2 separate regions of the Homo sapiens genome follow, and region 2 is linked to region 1. Evidence: chromatin contacts called from ENCODE Hi-C or POLR2A ChIA-PET data. All regions are on one chromosome and are shown on one strand. The core of a region is the stretch at or near the end of the contact, and the rest is flanking DNA. Distances in the headings are between cores, read along the strand shown. Region 1 has its middle 230 kb from the start of LINC01515. Region 2 holds the start of LRRTM3 (leucine rich repeat transmembrane neuronal 3).

Region 1 (7,856 bases), core at 1,859-4,358:
AAATGCAATAAAACAGCGGAGCTCAAGTGATGCACACATTACAATTTTTGAAAGGCTATACTTGTTTCTTGGGTAGTGCAACCTGTGAAAGAATTTTTGGTGAGGTCCAGTTTTTAATGGGGTAAATTTATATTCTATCCCAGTATGAAAATACATTTCAAAACTATAAAATTTTGTAACAGTTAAATGCTGTTAAATATTCAAAAATCATGGCAACAGAAAACATATTTGAGAATTTTTTCTGTGAAAATGTGTGCCAAAGTAGGTATTCAGTATTGAGGCATGAAAAAAGTACTTGTAACAGCGTTTGGGCTTAAATATTTACAAATTTTAATGTAAAGAAATAGAATTAAAAATATACTCCAGTTAGTAGAATTTTCTCTCAACTTATGAGATACTTCAGCACTGACAGAGTATTTTCTTAATTCACAGAGAAAATCAATTCAGCATGCAAAAACTTTTAATATTATTAACCTTAAAATAAAATTTAAAGAAAGTTGCAGGTAATTATAAGAAAAACCTGAAAATAAATCCGTATTAAAAAACACATATTCTTTAAAAATTAAAATAAGACCAGTGATATTGAATTTTAGAGAGATACAGCTAGAAAACAAATTACTGTCTATAAATGTTATTTTTCATATTCACATATTTAATAACAATACAAATATTCTTTTCTCTAATATAGAGATAAATAATATTTTTAATTTTTAGGAAAAGTAATTTTGAAAATAATTTTTGAAACAAAATATTTCTAAATCTTCTAATATAATTAATTTGTCAGCTAAGTAAGTATTTAAAAATATACAATTTTAATTGTTTTTAGCACTCCTTTTAACTCTCAAAAATTTCTCAGTTGATAATTGTATGGTTATTCCATTTCTCACATATTATATTGGAAAGCAACTATACTGACATCCTAATACAAATTATCTCTTTACAGATGAGAATCTACAGTGGAAAATGATTATGTAATAAATTCAATGCTCTAAACCAGTTAAAAGAGCCAAGGCAAAATTGCACTCCCTTCATTTCAAGTTCGGGATTCGTTTTTGTTTGTTTCTCCGTTTCTGTTTTAGTTATACAGCTTAGGTTATAAGACAGTTCGTTCTCACCGTAGGTAAGCGAATATAATTCTCACTCCGCAAAAAGAGCTATGAAGGAACAATCACTTACAAATTTTTTTTTCAGACAAATAAAATAAATATTGAGTCCCTCTTCCATCGGACTGGCAGAAAAGTACATATCTGTCACTATTGGTGTTCCCTCTCCATTCCTATTTTTGAGCTTTTCAAAGCAAGACCATTTGAGAAAGCATCCCATGGTTCCACGTTGTTTCATATAGGTTCCTCTTGAGATGCTCACAAACTAAGTCTGTATAATTAAGGGTTCTGTGGCACTCAAGACACCTGAAGAATGAAAATAGTTCTATTTATTTTCCATCTGCTTTAGCATTTTTGAAGGCATAAATCTAGTTCCGTATCTTGGAAAATCTGTGTTCCTCAAATCTATCTTGACACTTGGGGAAAACTCTCCTCCTTTCTCTATTCCTGTCTATATCCTTTAAAGGCCTTGACATTTCCCTTCTTCCTTTCTGGCACATCAAGCATCATTTCTTCAGCTTGGATATTCACAATGGCAGGAAGAGGAATTGTGTTTAGTTTCTTCTGGTAACCTTACAATTTGCCCAGAGGCTAAGGGACACATATGGTCTGGAAACTGTAGCAACTTTATTAGAAGAAGTGGAGGAGAAGCAGTGATATCAATAAATTATCGTATCAAAACTTTCCATGGCTTCCTTTATTATTTTATTTAGGGCTGCCATGGTTCTCTTTATCTGTTGCTTACTGAGGAGAACATGCTATTTTCTGCTGATTAGGCTCACATAATAGAATGGATAATACAATTGTTTAGTAGGTGGTAAGATTTAGTGGAAAGAACACAAGGTATAAAATCATATGTGCTATGTTTGCATTCCAGTTTACGCATCTATTAGCTGTGTTAGCTTTAAAATAATACTTAAATGAGTCATAATTCTTCATTTGTGGAATAGTGAAAACAATTCCAGAATTATGGTGATTTTGTGAGAACTTGGTAGGCATCCAGTATTTCCTATCTTTCCTGTATTTCTTTCCATCTACTTCAAATTTGAGGTAGTTAATAGCATGGACTCAGTATAACTGATTAGAGCAAAATGTGATTGTAGTTTGTTGTTGCTTTGTTATTATTATTATAATTCTGCTCCATATATCTTCCAGTGCTGAACTTCCCAATTCAAACCAAACAAAATATAGTAAAACCTGAGACCATGCTTAGTTAACAAAAAGTTAAAAACTAAAAGTCTTACTGTCCTATGTAATAATGCCTGAAGCATGGCTTAAGCCAAGTTTAAAAGATGTGAACCTTATCTCCTAAGATTCAATAAATGTATTTCGTTTTGTTAGTGAAAAATTTCCTTCAGGTTTAGGTCAGAATTTCTCTAAAATAAAATAGCAACATATCTATACTTTGTCACTATTCTCAGTAAACCATTAGAGCTGCATTATGGCAATCTTGTAAAATTTATGCCCTTCTTAAAATTCCTTTCACATTTATTTTAAGACTACAAAGTCAAGGATGTCTGCTCACACTGGGACTTCCCAGATCTATATTACTAACCAGAGGGATAGGAGAAACTCTACTGTTTTCTTAATTGGGCTCCTTCCAGGTTTCCCACTCACTTATATTTCTTTGCCTCTATTTCCAAAGTGAAAACAGTTCTACCTCATTCCATTTTCTCTATTCCAGGTATAGGTTCACTCCTCCCAGGTTTAATAGTCTTATTCCGAGCACTGCAACTTTTTCATTCCTTCCTCTTGAAGTGTCAGCTTTTGTTTAACCCATTGGTGATGCTTCAATAACATTACCCAGAAGTGGCAACGCAAAGAGAAAAATGGAACAGATGCTGTGTGCATTATCACCAGAGAGCACAGAGGAGAACTGACTGTAGTTGATAACTCTTGATGGGGTAATTGAGCTATCTGTGGTGGATCCTCCGGAATTTATTATTTTCTTAACCACAGAAAAGTGGTATTTACTCTCAGCCTTGAGCATTTGAATGGTTGAATTGTTATCCTGAGATTATGTCCAGAGTTGCTAACAATTGGACCTCTGATTATAGACCTTCCTTTAAAACACATACACAGGCCTGCGATGAAGATTTAATCTGAAATGACTCAGAGGGTGAACTTCCTTTTCTGAAAAAATGTTTCAGTAGCAGCTGTGTTTTCTGGCATCAATCCTACCAAAATGCTGACCTAGCTTGACCCTGGAAGTCCCTTTTAGAAACATAGTTTTGGAGATATCTTTCTTAATAGCAAATTTACTTTGTTAGGGTCCAGTAAGCTATCTCCATATACTAGTAAAGCCTCATTGTTTTGATTCATTCTACTTTCTAAATTTTAGTAATTTAATGACAAGGATTAAAATTATCTAAAAGTTGTAATAGGTAAAAAATTCAAAAAGGGAAAGTGTAATTATGACCAAGATTGATGTTTAGTTTATATACACTAGGATGACTGTATTGATTGTGAAGATGCTAAAGTGTTTTATATTTTTGGTCATATTCTCAAATGTTCAGAGTTTCTCTCACTCTATCCATTGCCCTGGCTCTCCTGGAAATTAATGTTGAATCCCTGAGCCTCCACACAGGGGTTTTATAGAATCCTGTTCCAGTTATGTCTGCTGTTGGTTTTTATTGGTGGTTTTCCTGCTAGGAAAAGTCCACCTTTCAGGTACCACAGCTGGCTCTTACACACCTTTGTCCCATGTGTGTGAGTCAGTCAGCTTACCATGGCTCTTTAACACCTGTTCTCATTAATCTCCATAGTCAGAGTAAGCCCAGATACAAGAAAAGGAAATGTCTTTCATGATGATAATGCCATCACATCAGAGAGAAAATTCTCAGTTTCCTTTTGCGTGCCCACAGACAATGGCCCTATGTTATTAGACAGATTCATTTGCAGTCACTGTCATTACCACTAATCAAACTGCAGCATACACAGGACTTGCCTTAAGGAAGACTGAGAATGAAGTCATAGACAGTACAGTAATGAAGAACAAATTGAGCATTAATCAGGTACAGTGGACTCTTATAAAGAGGGTTTATAAGCAACAGCAAAAGGATGTGAGTAGCGGACAGGGATTTTGGGGTTGTGGGGGGCAGGAAAATACCAATGGTTTGAGTATCTCTTTCTACTGTGAGAGTTGAATTTTATTGTTATTTAGTGGGACAGTTTATTAAAACCAGTGGAATTCCTGCACATTGTGGGCATTGAAACAGCTTAATTATTAAATGTGAATGATAATGCTTATATACTGTTCAATCTATGTTGCACACAATTCTAATAAATATTTAGCCCTATTAATTCTATAATTTTCACTATGATCCTCATTATACTGATAATAAACTTAGGTCCAAATATGATATTTAAAATCTAACTGACAGTATTGCTTTAATTGCTTCCTATTCATCCTTTTAGTGAGGAAGTGATCCCTACCTTAGGGTTGTGGGTATGGTCAAACAGTCCATTGAAAATAGATAGATGAGATTGATAGCAGCTTATTAGTCACATATATCCATAGGGGTTTCAATCAGGAACACAGTTGTAAAACAGAGCTTTGGGAGGCAAATTTGTAGTATCAACACAATAAAGTGCATCCTGGTTTATACAGAAGAATGTAATTGACTTGTATGAATAAATCTCTAGGTTGGCAAAAAACTAGAACTATTGCTCAGGTATAAGTGGGAACTATGGTGTTTTGCTAGAAAACCGGAGCATGAATATAGAGTCGGGGTTTTATGGTTAGGCCATTCATGGCCCTGCGGATTTCACTAAATGTTGAGGCAGCACATAATATTGGGCCTTAATTTTAAGCCTTACATCGCACATCACATGGTGCATATTTCAGGCAGTCCCATAAACATTTGTGATAGAATGTGATAATGTTGATGATAGAGACGTGGAACTAACAAAATCATGGTCAATGTTGTAAGGGCTAGAAAAGTTTTAATGCAATTGCTGCTAGTTCTGCTGAAGTTGAGAAAAGATAGATTATGATGAATAATATTGTTGATATTAACAGAATTCTATATTTTTTAAATTAAAGTCATACAATGAATATTAATTTAATGACGGTCTTTTAAAAAGCTTAGTGTAGTTCCATATACCAAAGCATAGCTCAAACAGGATATTATCAGGATAGCGATAGCCATGTCCAAATACATCACACAAATAATTGATAAAAATTAACAATAATTGAGAAATTGTCGTACTGATTTCATGGATGGTTTACATTAAAATACATAATTTATAAGGCATGTAGCCTATTTTAAGTTATGAGGAGTTTAGGCCAACGACCAAGTTTGCGGGCAGAATTCGAAAGATAACTCTAACTTATGATACCAACTGCAAGTTTAGAGAGTTTCCAAAACTACTCTCACTTTTAAGAATTCACTAGAAAGACCCACTGCACACACTGAAAGCAGTTATACTCACTCTATGGTTTATTACAGGAAAGGATACAGATAAAGACCAGCCAAAACAAGAGATTCATAGGGCAGATTCTAGGAGGTTTCCAAACATGGACCTTCCATTGGCCTCCCCCAGGAATCAGGAAACATTACCCTCCCAGCATAATGTGTACCAATATGCACAAATTATTGCCAACCAGAGAATCTCACCTAAAATGTCAGAGTCCAAGGTTTTTTTTATGGTTCCCTTATGTAGGCATGATTCATTGATTGACTAATTGATTGATTGTCCACATAATTGATTTCAGTCTTCAGGTTGATCTATACCACATTACTCAAACCTGCCAACTGAAGTCACACTGTTAAGAATATCCAGTAGACTGGGTGTGGTGGCTCACACCTGTAATCCCAGCACTTTGGGAGGCCAAGGTGGGCAGATCACAAGGTCAAGAGATTGAGACCATCCTGGCCAACATGGTGAAACTCCGTATCTACTAAAAAAAATACAAAAATTAGCTAGGCATGGTGGCACGTGCCTGTCTGTACTCCCAGCTACTCAGGAGTCTGAGGCAGGAGAATTGCTTGAATCTGGGAGGCAGAGGTTACAGTGAGCCAAGATCGTGCCACTGCACTCCAGCCTGGCGACAGAGCAAGACTCCTCAAAAAAAAAAAAAAAAAAAAGAAAGAAAGAATATCCGGTAAACCCAGACCCTCCTAGTATGCAAAACATTGCTGGATCCAGATATTACTTCCCAGGAGGCCAGACCTCTCTTTGGGCAATATGAAACTCTTCATCATACAAATAAGATATAATTTTCAATATTTCAATTATATTAACTATTAATATCTTAAATACAACTTTTCATTATATTCATGTAAAAAGTTTATTCTTTGCAGTATTTTTCTAAATTTCTATCATATGATATATAATTTATAATTAAAAATAAAATGTATATATATAAATAACAATATTATTTGAATATTTAATCTTTTACCAGAACAAAAGAATAATCTGAACTCTCTATCAATTCACAACCACTATTCTTTTGATATTTATTTCATCAGAGCAGGTTTGATAGACATTGATAAAAGCATAGCTGCATTTTGTTAAAAATTATTCCTAAGCCTATGGCATTAGAAATTGAATTTTTTTTATTATAAGGTTTGATTATAATCTCAGTATTTGTTTCTGTTTTGCTTTGCTGGTTATTGATTAAAAATTTTTTTCATGATGATGAAAAGCCACTATCTGCCTGTTCACATGACATAGATATCTAGAATACGCCTTTTTTAAACCTCTATATTATATTCTGAAGTATCCCTATATTTTTTATTTTGTATGAAATAAATTCTTGGATTTACTGGTCTTTGTGCGTGATGTAGCACCCCTGACATGACATGAATTTCAGAGGTGGAGGTTGAAGTATTCAGCCATAAAATCTTGTTTTTCTCCTTTCCAGTTCTGAGAAAGACAAAATGGTGCATGGCTTTCTGTGATATTTACCACCAGTGAAAAGGGTTAAGTTTAAAAATTCACTGGTTGAGCATCTGTTCATTTTCTCCATGTTAGTTTTGCCTAAAATCAGTTTTTTGTTACCAGCTAAGAGATATTCTTGATCAAAAAAATTGTCATAGTTCCAACAGCAAAATTGCTGCTCAGATAGAGCTGACAGAAGATTAGGGTTTCACCATTAAATTTGTAAATTTAATTAACATATAAACTACTTAAGCAAATTGGATGTAAGTTCACATTCCTCTCTTTGAATCAGGAAATTTCTATGGCCTCATTATGTGGCATGATTCTTCTACAATTCTAACATAGAAGCAGCATTACAAGAGGCTGGGAGCTGGATTTTCTTCTCTTTGTGCTTCAGCCGGTAAAATTATGGCTATTACTGAAATATTTTTGCATAGTTTCTCATTTCCTCAGGATTTAAGTGCTATTTTTTTCAATTTTTTTTTTTACAAATAGAGCCTTATTAAGCAATTCAGACTTGATAGATTCTAATGAGGGCAGGGATGTTATTACTGTCCTTATTAATGTTTTGAATCTGATTTGGACTGAACTGCAATGTACGCTTACTAAATTAATGATTTCAATTTAGTAAGAATTGACCAAGTTCTGAGGTCAGTCAGTAAAGTAGTCAGCGATTCATTAAAATGATGCTTATTATTAGGACAGCCAAGCATGGAGAAGGCAAAAGAGACAAGAATGAACGTCAGTGGCTTGCTGCCACATGGCAGGCTCCAGTTCAATTGTTTATACTTTTTTTAAACTAAAAAAAAACAATGTAATGGTAACAGAAAATTTTAATGGATTTAACTTGAAACCCCTGACAAACCT
Region 2 (7,856 bases), core at 3,758-6,257, 1.6 Mb after region 1:
AAATACTATATCCTGGGTGGTTTAAACAGTAAGCATTTATTTCTCACAGTTCTAATGGCTGGGAAGTCCAAAATGAAGGTAACAGAAGACCTGATGTCAAAGACAGCCTGATTTCTGGCTTCTTAATAGCTGCCTTCTCTTGTAGCAGAGAGAGAGAAGAAGCAAGCTCTCTCATTTCTGTCTCTTTTTATCCTTATAATCCCACTGATCTGTCATGAGGGCTCCAATACCATGACCTAATTACCTCACAAATGCTCTATCTCCAAATACCATCACATTGGGAATTGGGGTTTCAATATATGGCTTTTGGGGACGGTAAATGAGAACATCCGATCCACAGCAGTGATCCTTTTAATAGGTTATTTGATCACATACTAACTCTGCACAAAAATCTCCAGTTAGCTCCCCGTTTTCTCCATAATAAAGCCAGTATTCTTAGAATGTCATCCAAAGCCCTCCATGACCTCCATCTCCAATTATTCTATCACTTGGTCTCTCCATTCTAGACTCATTGGCCTCCTTGTTGTTCATGGAACACATGATCTGCTTCCACATTAGGCCTTTGCACTGGCCACTCCCCATATATACATTTAAGTCTCACAAGCTCATATCCTTCAAGGTTTGCTCAGGCCAGTTTCTTAATGGCCCTAACCATCCTATTTAAAACTCAGCCCACCTCATACCTTGCACTCCCAATCTTCCTTATATTTTTCTTTTTTTTCATAGTACATATGACCTACTAATATACTGTATATGTTTATTTTTAATTGTCTGTCTTATCCCTTTAGAATGTAATCTTCACAAGGGTACAGGCCTTTATTTTGCACACAGATGTATTCCCAGTGTCTGGAACAGTGTTTAGCACACAATGGTTATTCAAATTAAATATTTGTAAAATAAATAAAATATCTGAAGTCAACAACTGTTAAGATATCAGTCCATTCTCTTTCAGTTATGAATTTCTAAGTTTATATCTGGCAACTCAGTTTCATATTGGACTAAAATTTGGCAGTATTGCCAAACTGAGATTTGATTTATTTACCCAATTTAAACAAAATATGTTTAGCTATTTGAAGTCCTATAAGCACAATAAAATAAAAAGTCTTTAGATACATGACACTATTTTTATAATTGTATAAATCATTAAGGCCCTGGATGCATTGGGGATATTTAACTCGTCAGGTAGTTTACGGTTTGTTCTGTATGCGATATTAAGTGCAAAAGAAGTTGCTAGTTTCTAAATACATAATGCAATATAATTTTGCTTCTGCTGAAAGGCAAATCAGAAATAATCAGCTCGCTATAGTCGACAAGTAAAAGGAGAAAAAACTTTTAAAAAGTATACAGGCAAATTACTAAAATCTTTTAGAACACAGTCTTTTCTTTTTCTCTTGAGGGACTACTCTATGTCTTTGCAGTAACTTCTGCAGCCTCAAGTATTCAGTGTGGCTTAGAATCACATTATTTTGTTTTGGATTTCTCAACTAGCCTCATGGATAATCTTCCCTCTTCAAACAATTTATTATCCTGAACCAGATCAGACCTGGTTGTGATGCCGACTTAAGGGGTCGTGCCAAAGTAGGGGCCATACACAGTTCCTGGAGGCTGACTCAGTCCAAGAGTGGCTACTGATTACTGTTGAGAAAGAGATTGATGGTCAGTATTTTTTTCCTTAATATTATTTCATTATGAACATTTTTCCTTGTCAATCAATACATTGCTACCAAAGCAATTTTTGTTGTAGCACATCATTCCTGTCATATAGTTTTGTTTTATTTTTATTTTATTTTTTATTTTTGTGGGTACATAGTAAGTGTGCATGTTTATGGGGTACATGAGATGTTTTGATATAGGCATGCAATGTGTAATAATCACATAAGGGTAAGTGTGGTATCCATGCCCTTAAGCATTTACGCTTTGTATAAAAAACAATCCAATTATACTTTTAGTTATTTTTAAATGCACAATTAATTCATTATTGACTATAGTCACCCCATTGTGCTAGCCAATACTAGGTCTTATTTACTCACTCTAATATTTTATACCCTCAGTTGTTAGTATTAAGACTAAATAAATATTAATCATAAGATCCAAAGGGTAGGTGTAAAGTCAGAACTATGCAGTAAGATAAGATCAGGAACCAAGATAAAAGAAAAATGTCTGAAAACTAAGAGCAATGTGTGTAACACAGCAGAGAATAATATTCACCGTAAATAATTCAAGAAGATTTATCCCAGGAAAAGCAAAGTGAGAGCCCACATTCTCAGTGGGTTCCTCTGTTCTTCTGTCAATGGGAAGTAAAGTATGATGAGCAAGAAGCACAAAGTTAATGGGTCCTCCAGCCTCCTGGAGTGGCTCTCTGCAGCTCTTGGGCAAAACAGATGTCTCAATGACTACGTGGGAGAGTGAGGGGAAAACTCAGAGCCTTTCAAGCAACAGAGGTGTGAGAGAGAAGTTATCAATATAATTCTCATTAGTCTGTTTTTGAGAGATACAAGTTGTCAAGCCCATTTGGGATATTAAATGATAAGGGTTCAGTATTACCCTTCTGTGCTGTGCAAAGGAGAATAGTCAAAAGCATATTTACTGTTCTCATGAAATTTGTAGTTTAACTATGAAGACAAGATATCTGTGAAAAGTAAAGATCACTTTCTGATCAACTAAGTTTTCTCACTTTCTAGTTTTTGTCTTTGTATATACCTCCTTTAAGAATACTTTCTCCAAAATTGTTTCCAGTCTCACTGACTGAGGAAATTTTCAGGACTCAATCCCATGTACAAATGTTGAACATTACATAATCAGTTATACTATATCCATTGTACTTGTGACTGATATAAAAACATATTTTTTTCAATAGCTATTTATTGCATGTCTGCAATGTGCCAAGTGCTGTTGTAGATATTAGGAAAAATGAAGTAGACAAAACATTGTCTTTGTCCTTGTGGAACTTACATCTCAGTATTATAAGTGTGCAAACCCTCTCTTCCTACTAGGAGAAAATATTATTTTTAATCATTCCTTCACAGTGAGTTTCTTAAACTTATTTCATCAGAGACTATTGAAAAGCACACACTCTTCCATCCCCCTAGAATGAGAATCCTGGGGGAGGGATTGGGCAGTCTATCTTTTTAAGAAACTCACTGGATGTTTCATGTGCATTCACAGCTTAGGTAACTCTGGGGGAAAGCACTGCCCTATTAAGAACATACTGCCCAAGGAATTGGTAATATCCATTGTACTATATCTGTAGGACCCCTTTTGATTGTCATTACTAGCCTTTATCAAACATCTCATCCTTGGAGAATGTGAAAGCTCTCCACGGTTTTCCACAGACAGTTCACCTAACAAAAAACAACAAGGCAAACTTTTTCAAGAATACCATTATTTTTAAATAAAATGCCTCTACATGGCAGATGTTATTATGTTCTACTTTGGAGATGAAAAGAATCGAACATTATTAGTCATGATCCACAGAACCAGAAGATTTATTTTAAAGATAAAGTTCAGATGATGAACATAAAGGAAGTTATCTCATCAAAGAAGGCAAGACTGAGTAAATCTCAGAAATCCACCATGTACAATATTTAAAAATGCTCACTAAAGTTGTTCTTTGTGAGTTAATGAAGGTCAGTATAGTCAATATTCAGTACGTAATCCTAGCAAGTACAAATAAAGTTAATATTATTCAAATATCTTACACAGGCTTATTGCATGCAACACACTGTTCTAAGTAACATACAGATATTAAAATGACTTAATTCTCAAAACATGAAGTGAGTTTTTGTTTTTATGCCCGTTTTGCAGATGAGAAAACTGAGGCATAGGGAAGGTAAGTAACGCGCTTAAGGTTACATAGCTGGTAAATTGTAGCCAGGAGTTGGAATCTAGGTGCCAAAATCTATGCTGTTAATCACTAAACTACGCTGCCTTAGTTTTTATACTTCTTTAGGAACCTCAGACCAAAAGAAATTTAGGCAATTCTAATAGAACAAGCAAGAATTTGCTAATCACAGCTTCCTTGCCCCAATCCTTTAATCGGCTTCATTTTCACTGACTTCTTTTTTAAATGAAGATAACAATGTTGTTGAACAGGATCATCTAGTGGTTAGTGGTTCGGCATAAGAATGACTCGCTTCTGAAGCTCAGCTCTAGCACTCGCTTGCTGTATGACCTTGAGAAAGTTACCTCCCCAAGTCTGTTTCCTCATCTTTAAAAGAGAGGTTATAATAGGACCCACATCATACTATTGTTTAAAGAGAAAACAACGTAGCCCATTTAAAGCACTTAGAAAGTGCTCCATAAATATTATTAGTGTAATAAATAGCAGCAACATCAATAAAGTATGAACCAAATGATCTCTTGATTCGTATCCTAACACTAAAAATGGTTTATTTCCCTTCTAATTAAAAGAGAATTACAACAACCAAAACAACAAACGAAACTATAGCCATAAAATCAATTATATCGTCTGTGAGAAAACCGGAAAGGCTATTGGACACATTAATTCACTTGTCATCAGTCATCCCCTCTATTCCAAAATGTTTGTGTTCTAACATCCTGAGACACCTTGCATAATATAATCACTGTGACTCCAAGAGGTCAAATGGGCAGGCAGTTAATGCTTCTCTGTGAAAAGCTCAATAATTCATTTTATAAATTTCAGTTTAAAGCCTGCGTTGAGGTTAAGAAAAATTGACGTTCGGTCTGTGAACTTAATGTCAAGCTCCAGAAAAACTCTGGGCAGCACATGTTTAGCAATTAAGTGGACACAGACAATAAAGACGTTGCCAAATTGTAAAACAAGACTTGGAAATCACAGAAAATGTTGCTAGTTATTGATCACGGTGACCATTCAGTTCCTACTGAGCCACCCAAAAGAATCATTCATTTTCCAGCAGAGAGCCTGCTCATTTGCAAGATAAAAGAGAGACATTTCTGCACATGCCCATAATGTTCTTCACCACTGGGGGCAGCTTTACATAAGACTGCATTCACTGAAACCAAAGCAACAGTCCGAGCAGCTTTCAGAATGACAGTCTGCAGAAGTGAGCTGAGCGTGTGCGCGGTACGGGGCTCTCCTGCCTTCTGGGCTCCAACGCAGCTCTGTGGCTGAACTGGGTGCTCATCACGGGAACTGCTGGGGTATGGAATACAGATGTGGCAGCTCAGGTAGCCCCAAATTGCCTGGAAGAATACATCATGTTTTTCGATAAGAAGAAATTGTAGGATCCAGTTTTTTTTTTAACCGCCCCCTCCCCACCCCCCAAAAAACTGTAAAGATGCAAAAACGTAATATCCATGAAGATCCTATTACCTAGGAAGATTTTGATGTTTTGCTGCGAATGCGGTGTTGGGATTTATTTGTTCTTGGAGTGTTCTGCGTGGCTGGCAAAGAATAATGTTCCAAAATCGGTCCATCTCCCAAGGGGTCCAATTTTTCTTCCTGGGTGTCAGCGAGCCCTGACTCACTACAGTGCAGCTGACAGGGGCTGTCATGCAACTGGCCCCTAAGCCAAAGCAAAAGACCTAAGGACGACCTTTGAACAATACAAAGGATGGGTATGTTTTGTCATTTTTCTTCTTTCCTTCTTAAAAACAAAAAACAAAAAACCTCTAGTGTGTGTAATAATTCTGCCTTAATTATTTTAGAGATTACCTTGCTCTGCTCTAAGACTATGAATTTATTTGCTTAGTGGCATGTTTCCTTGTTTAACTATTTAAAAAAACAAAACACTAAAGACAATTCTCTTTAATTACAAAGAGATAATATGTGATGTTAAGTGTTATTTAGATTTAAATTTTTAAAAATGAAAAATATATGCCTATTTTTGCTTGATTAAGGATTAATTCTTTTTTGGGGGGATAACTTTTCTAAGTTGTTTTTATTTCCAGGTTTCAATGTAATTAGGCTACTGAGCGGATCAGCTGTAGCACTGGTTATAGCCCCCACTGTCTTACTGACAATGCTTTCTTCTGCCGAACGAGGATGCCCTAAGGGCTGTAGGTGTGAAGGCAAAATGGTATATTGTGAATCTCAGAAATTACAGGAGATACCCTCAAGTATATCTGCTGGTTGCTTAGGTTTGTCCCTTCGCTATAACAGCCTTCAAAAACTTAAGTATAATCAATTTAAAGGGCTCAACCAGCTCACCTGGCTATACCTTGACCATAACCATATCAGCAATATTGACGAAAATGCTTTTAATGGAATACGCAGACTCAAAGAGCTGATTCTTAGTTCCAATAGAATCTCCTATTTTCTTAACAATACCTTCAGACCTGTGACAAATTTACGGAACTTGGATCTGTCCTATAATCAGCTGCATTCTCTGGGATCTGAACAGTTTCGGGGCTTGCGGAAGCTGCTGAGTTTACATTTACGGTCTAACTCCCTGAGAACCATCCCTGTGCGAATATTCCAAGACTGCCGCAACCTGGAACTTTTGGACCTGGGATATAACCGGATCCGAAGTTTAGCCAGGAATGTCTTTGCTGGCATGATCAGACTCAAAGAACTTCACCTGGAGCACAATCAATTTTCCAAGCTCAACCTGGCCCTTTTTCCAAGGTTGGTCAGCCTTCAGAACCTTTACTTGCAGTGGAATAAAATCAGTGTCATAGGACAGACCATGTCCTGGACCTGGAGCTCCTTACAAAGGCTTGATTTATCAGGCAATGAGATCGAAGCTTTCAGTGGACCCAGTGTTTTCCAGTGTGTCCCGAATCTGCAGCGCCTCAACCTGGATTCCAACAAGCTCACATTTATTGGTCAAGAGATTTTGGATTCTTGGATATCCCTCAATGACATCAGTCTTGCTGGGAATATATGGGAATGCAGCAGAAATATTTGCTCCCTTGTAAACTGGCTGAAAAGTTTTAAAGGTCTAAGGGAGAATACAATTATCTGTGCCAGTCCCAAAGAGCTGCAAGGAGTAAATGTGATCGATGCAGTGAAGAACTACAGCATCTGTGGCAAAAGTACTACAGAGAGGTTTGATCTGGCCAGGGCTCTCCCAAAGCCGACGTTTAAGCCCAAGCTCCCCAGGCCGAAGCATGAGAGCAAACCCCCTTTGCCCCCGACGGTGGGAGCCACAGAGCCCGGCCCAGAGACCGATGCTGACGCCGAGCACATCTCTTTCCATAAAATCATCGCGGGCAGCGTGGCGCTTTTCCTGTCCGTGCTCGTCATCCTGCTGGTTATCTACGTGTCATGGAAGCGGTACCCTGCGAGCATGAAGCAGCTGCAGCAGCGCTCCCTCATGCGAAGGCACAGGAAAAAGAAAAGACAGTCCCTAAAGCAAATGACTCCCAGCACCCAGGAATTTTATGTAGATTATAAACCCACCAACACGGAGACCAGCGAGATGCTGCTGAATGGGACGGGACCCTGCACCTATAACAAATCGGGCTCCAGGGAGTGTGAGGTATGAACCATTGTGATAAAAAGAGCTCTTAAAAGCTGGGAAATAAGTGGTGCTTTATTGAACTCTGGTGACTATCAAGGGAACGCGATGCCCCCCCTCCCCTTCCCTCTCCCTCTCACTTTGCTGGCAAGATCCTTCCTTGTCCGTTTTAGTGCATTCATAATACTGGTCATTTTCCTCTCATACATAATCAACCCATTGAAATTTAAATACCACAATCAATGTGAAGCTTGAACTCCGGTTTAATATAATACCTATTGTATAAGACCCTTTACTGATTCCATTAATGTCGCATTTGTTTTAAGATAAAACTTCTTTCATAAGTAATCCCCCACATTCGCTGTTAGCCTCCTGGTGGGACCAAATCTACAGTTATAGAAGGTTTGCACCTCACTGGCAAATCAAGGAAAGAGGTGAATGATTCCAGGTGCT

Evidence for each region. A loop is a pair of places that touch in the nucleus more often than their neighbours do. ChIA-PET counts read pairs that join two places held with the same protein, here RNA polymerase II (POLR2A). Pooled maps may share reads with other maps.
Region 2: a pooled map shows a loop between it and region 1 (2.4-fold over the local background). The contact joins the promoter of LRRTM3 here to the enhancer-like site in region 1. A Hi-C loop is called at or near these places in 2 of 168 maps with a recorded cell type or tissue (Caco-2 and mammary epithelial cell), 1 of 37 single-sample maps with no recorded cell type and 5 of 50 pooled maps. POLR2A ChIA-PET finds 5 or more read pairs at or near these places in 1 of 52 experiments (PC-3).

What each region holds. Positions count from the first base shown.
Region 1 is chr10:65,338,528-65,346,383 of GRCh38, forward strand. No RefSeq gene overlaps it. Among named protein-coding and RNA genes, the nearest start is that of LINC01515, 230 kb to the right of the region's middle. Within about 2 kb of position 3,109, at least 2 of the 41 ENCODE cell types and tissues checked have a DNase peak (open chromatin) inside an H3K27ac peak, as active enhancers do; they include PC-3, where a contact is called at or near this core.
Region 2 is chr10:66,921,029-66,928,884 of GRCh38, forward strand. LRRTM3 (leucine rich repeat transmembrane neuronal 3) reads left to right here and starts at 5,008. Exons shown (of 3, transcript NM_178011.5): 1 at 5,008-5,559; 2 at 5,893-7,424. The coding sequence starts at 5,556. All of the region lies in intron 7 of CTNNA3 (catenin alpha 3), which reads right to left. All of the region lies in intron 3 of LOC101928961 (a long non-coding RNA gene), which reads right to left. RefSeq lists an enhancer at 4,395-5,251 and a silencer at 4,871-4,980.